2 separate regions of the Mus musculus genome follow, and region 1 is linked to region 2. A link is a loop called in an ENCODE intact Hi-C map of the cell type or tissue named here. Cell type or tissue: gastrocnemius. All regions are shown on one strand. Region 1 has its middle 5.7 kb from the start of Chrna1os. Region 2 holds the start of Atp5g3 (ATP synthase, H+ transporting, mitochondrial F0 complex, subunit C3 (subunit 9)).

Evidence for each region. A loop is a pair of places that touch in the nucleus more often than their neighbours do. Peaks named below come from ENCODE experiments on the same cell type or tissue, not always from the same donor. Only the 100,000 strongest peaks of a DNase experiment are listed, where the experiment ranks them.
Region 1: a loop joins it to region 2, with 3 times the contacts of the local background. A loop is called at or near these places in 1 of 42 quality-filtered maps.

Annotation. Positions count from the first base shown.
Region 1 is chr2:73,589,281-73,591,780 of GRCm38, reverse strand. No RefSeq gene overlaps it. Among named protein-coding and RNA genes, the nearest start is that of Chrna1os, 5.7 kb to the right of the region's middle. In gastrocnemius, no CTCF peak of the experiment used is centred here; a DNase peak (open chromatin) is centred at 1,442.
Region 2 is chr2:73,909,316-73,911,815 of GRCm38, reverse strand. It overlaps Atp5g3 (ATP synthase, H+ transporting, mitochondrial F0 complex, subunit C3 (subunit 9)), which reads left to right and starts at 490. Exons shown (of 5, transcript NM_175015.3): 1 at 490-564; 2 at 756-861; 3 at 1,875-1,952; 4 at 2,439-2,500. The coding sequence starts at 823. In gastrocnemius, no CTCF peak of the experiment used is centred here; DNase peaks (open chromatin) are centred at 490 and 1,025; H3K4me3 peaks cover 2,500 bases; H3K27ac peaks cover 2,092 bases.

The DNA.
Region 1 (2,500 bases), 320 kb after region 2:
GGGCTATGACTATCTTGATGAATATCTCCCCTATTTCTATGTGTCTTTCCTTTCTGCTTCCCCACTGTCCCCTGCCTGTCCCCACCCTCCAGTCCTTGTCTGCAACCAGATTTTCCCCCTCAGCTTCTCATCTCAAAGGTAAGCAAGGATTCAGACCAAGGTGTCTTGTATTCTGGCAGTGACGTCTTCTTTCTGTCCACTTCCCAGGTGTCTTTTCCATTAGCTCCACCCACAAACCATAGGGCAGAAGGCAAACTGAGAGCTAGGTCTCCAGGAGGGAGCCTGCGGAGTCTCGGTTTTCACATATGTGGGCCGAGTGCACTCTAGTGTAGGGTTAAAAAGAACACACAGAAACGTGTGACTGAGGGTGCCGGCCACAGTCATCCCCTGGGAATACATCCTTATATGGCTGTTCTAAGAAACAACAGGATCCCTCCTAAGTAGCAGGCAGATAGCCCAAAAGGATAATGGACCTGAGAGTGCCACCCTCCAAACTTGCCCCTAGCTATTCCCTAGGAAACAGTCTCCAGACAATGACGTTTTTTAAGAGGCAGAGCTTGAAGGTGCCCTGAGCAGGATAAGCACTTCGTTCTTGCAGAATTAATTCCTGTTTAAGTCTGGAACCAGTCTAGCTGGAAGCTAAGACTGTCACAGCCAAGTCTCCCATCTGTGACCCCTCTGGAACTTTGTTGGCAACCCAAAAGCCTCTTAAGTGTCCTCCACGTCTGTCTGGGCTCCCAATATCCTGAGAAAGGCTGAGCAGAGAAGAGGCTGAGGCACAGGCCCTTATTGCTAGCTTTTCTTTCTTCTTCTTTTAAAAATGTCTTTATTGCATTTGTTTACCTGTGCACACGCCATGGTGTGTATGCGGTGGTCAGAGGACAACTTGTGAAAGTTGTTTTCTCCTTCCACAATGTGGGTCTCAGGGATGGAAGTCACATGGGTCAGCTTGGCAGCAGGTTCCTTTACTGGCTGATCTGTCACACTTGTGCATCGTGTGGCGTTTTCAGAGTGGCGGCCATGAAGCTTGGTTTATAGCCCAGGCTTAAGATCACAGGAGTTGGAAGATGAAGGCAGGAAGATCAGTATTCAAGGACATTCTCAGCTGCATAGCAAGCTAGAAGCCAGCCTAGGCTCCGAGAGACCCTGTCATCAAGCTAAGAGGGTCTCCGGGAACTGTCTGTCCTCTGCTCTACGGGAACAGGCTTCCCAGCACCAGCCAAAGCTGCCTTTATTTTCCTAAAAATGCAAAGCAAGCAGTATGGAGTTGAATTTTTATCAAAACAGCATTAACTACTTCTGAAAACAGTTTTAGAGAAAAACAGAGGAAAGGGCACAAATTCAGCAGCGCCATTACTGCTTCTGTAACCAGACTCTGAGCTCTGCTCTGCCTGCCGCTGGTCTGCCAACCTGGTGGGAGGGAGCAGAGGAGACCCTCATCCAGTCTCTAACTCAGGGCTGGAGGACACGCCCCCTCTCAAGTTTCTATCTCAGCGGGTTTAGGGTGCAGGCAACAGCGTGAAGAGTCCAGACAGACAGACAGTGGGCAGAAGTCCACGTGCTGGGTGAGGCTTCGTTGTCTAGAAATGGGTCCTCTTTCCTTAGCACTTGAAGGAACCGTTACAGTGGCGCTTGCTCCGAAGAACCCCAACGTTGATTAATACTTACGGTGATAGAGTAAGATGTGAAAACCAAGAACTACGTGTGCTTGGCTGTCAGACTTTCAGCCAGAGAACAACCATGACGCAGAGAAATCCATATGAAGAGGCTTTTTCTACAAGTGAGAAAGTCTGCTCACACTCTTTCCCCTCTTCCTCCCCCCTCCCTCCCCCCTGCCTCCCCCCAGGCTTGAATTTAGGATCTTAAACAAAAGTATTCTACCACTGAGCTATTAATACATCCTCAGCCCATAAAATTATTTTTATGGGGGGCGGGTAAAGGCAGGAGGATCAGGAGTTCAAGGGTGTTGTCAGCAAGGTGGAGCCTGGGCTACAGGAGACGGCGTCCTGAAGCTCGGAGGGTCCCCAGAATCTGTCCACTGCTCTCTGAGGACAAGGGCTTCTCTAGGATAAGGATGGGGGAGAGAAGAACCGTTTCAGATGAACCCCTGTTTTACGCTGACATTTTACAGATAGGGTGAAGGAAATAAGACATGGTATAGAGTTTGGCTAGGAGACTGGATATTTGGAAAAACATGGAATCTCCCCCGAGGTCTGTCAGGACACTAGCCCCCTGAGGAACTCTGTCTCCCTGTCTATCAGATATCTCATTAACTGTCTGTCTTCTCCTGACTCCTCCTCTTCTTTCTGAGAATTGAGTACAGGCTACTTTACCTAGGGGACAGTGGGGCTATGTCCTCTCCTCCCTGCAGACAAACGTTCTTCTATGGTTTTCTCTTCCTCACAGTTGTTCTCTGGCTGGAAGTCTGGCAGCTAAGCAGGCATATTTCTTGGTTTACACATTGTTATTCTATCACTGTAAGTATTAATCAACATTTGGG
Region 2 (2,500 bases):
AAAAGATTTGTCGTCTTAAACAAAAGCAAACAAACAAACAAACAAAAAACCCTGTTTTAGAGTCTTACAAAGAAATAATCCCGCTGGAGTTGGTTATGAAGAAGCTAACTACTTGGAAGGGTGAAAGTGGACGATCAAGGTTCTCCCTAACTTACATACTGAGCTCAAGGCCTGCCTGAGCAACTCACCCTGTTTGAAATAAAAGCCAAATCAGGGTCGGCTTGTAGCTCCCTGGGAGAACCCCTGCCTGGCACGTGCAAGGAGCGAGGCTCAGTCTGCGATAGCGACAACAACTAAAAATTATCTGCACCGTTAGTAACACTAACAAAGCCAAGAGTCGTCTTCAGTGTGCTTTTCATTTCACTGGCCGCCAGCCGGTCACGGAGGGGGCCTGTCATTGTCCTCCTCTGAGAGTTACCAATAAAGTTGTTACAAAGTGACCTTGAGCGTCTTCCCCCGCCTTCTCCATCCGGGTGCTGCGGCGCGGATAAGAGCCGCACCGCGCTTGCGCGCCCAGCCCCACTGCTTCGACCTCTGCCGCCGCCACTGCCGCCGCCTCGGGAGGTAAGCGAAGGTAAACGGAGGGCGCGGGGCCCGGGCCGGGGCGGAGCGGGTCTCCCGGCCCTGTCCACCGGGCTTGCGCTTCCCGGGCACGCGGCCACGCTGACCGCCTGCGCGGGGCCCCTCGGGGCCGGGGTGGCAAGGACAGGCCCCTGGGGGGGACACTTGACCTTAAGCCTCTTTTCGCTCCGCAGAGAGGAAGCGGGAGAGGAGCCCACGTCGCCTGTCACCTAGATCCACGCCGCGCCGCCAGGAAGAAAGATGTTCGCCTGCGCCAAGCTCGCCCGCACCCCCGCTCTGGTGCGTAACCCGGGCCTCGGCCCAGCATTCACGCCGAGGGACCGGCTCTCCTTCACCCTTGCCCCGATGTCCTCTCCTCCCTCCCTCCCTCCCAACCCTGGGGCCCGCAGACAGTTCCCGGCCATGTGTCCCCCCCGAGGCCTAGCTGACAGGCCTTCTGGGCGTAGGTCACAGCCTCCTTGCTCGTGGAGCGCGCCCCTCCCCCACCGCCCGGTCCCTATGGAGTTGGGGTCGACGCGAAGGTCGGGGTGCTGAGAAGTCAGGAAGGGGCAGCTGAGGCCTAGTTGCCTGCACAGCGTTTCCCGTGCGCGTCTGTAGGTCAAACTCGCCGCTGCAGAGGGAGGGACTTTGCTTCCTTGTGTGGGCGGAGAAAGGTGTTGGGGAGCCCCGAAGCTTGCTTTTTTGGAGGCTTTAAGTGAAGTCTGAATCTAAAAGATTTGTGCTAGAGAATCGGGTCCTGGTTCTGGAGGGATTTTCTGTGACCTTAGTGTCCGTGGACACTCAAGGGCAGAGAAGCCAGACTGCCAGATGTCCTTATAGTGAGAGTATTGCAACGGCTGTTAAGCTGACATCAAAATGCTTAACTCTATAGTAAATTTAGAATTAGTGGGTATTTAGGAATCCTTTGAAAATTGTAGGAGCTTCATTAGCTGCTGGACTGTTGTAAATGATCAAAATCATAGCGACACCCTTATGAGCCCACATAACTTACTTGAATTTACAGCACTACAGTTACTGAAACTTCCACAACACTCAGTCACTTGGTAACTAATTGGTCTTAGGATTTTTGTTTACAGATAGATTAAATAGAACATTCCATGGTTCATTAGCATAAAATTTTAGGTTGGCTTTGTGTATGCACAATGACCAAAGGCCATGCTAATTGCAGAGATAATAAATCTGTTCGTTCTCTTCTGCTTTCTCCTTTAGAGTTTAAAGTTGCACAAGAGGTCACTGAAGACTAATGTGTACTCTTTAGTACTTGAAATTCTTTCTTTTCCTTCCATTAATAGATCCGAGCTGGATCCAGAGTTGCATATAGACCAATTTCTGCATCAGTGTTATCTCGGCCAGAGACTAGGACTGGAGAGGTGAGTATTAATAACAGAAATTAGGAAACACTGTCAATAAGTCTTACAGAGTTGTTATCATGAAGGGGTGTATTAATGGGTGGTTTCTTTCCAGTTTTATTAAATAATACATAGAAGGTGAGCCACTGAGAGGAACTTTTGGCCAGCACAACCTTCTGAATTAGCAAATAAATATTTTAGGCTGTATTTATAGTTTTGAGTTATCTGTGTTTAAAATAGCCACGGTTATCCAAAAAAGCCTGCTTTGTTGAAAAGCATATTCATTATTCTGTTTTATACTTTTAAAAATCCTAAGAGGTATAGGTCTTGTTAACTATCTTATACGAGATAAGAATTATATCAAGCTCTTGGTTTTCTTTTTCCTTGAGCCATACAATTATTTATTCATACCAAGCTATAGTATAAAGAAGTTACTGGTTTTGGCACTATAGTAGTTAAAATCAATGTGATTACTGAATTGACCTTTGCCTTATTTCCTCTTCCCAGGGCTCTACAGTTTTTAATGGGGCCCAGAATGGTGTGTGTCAGCTGATCCGAAGGGAGTTTCA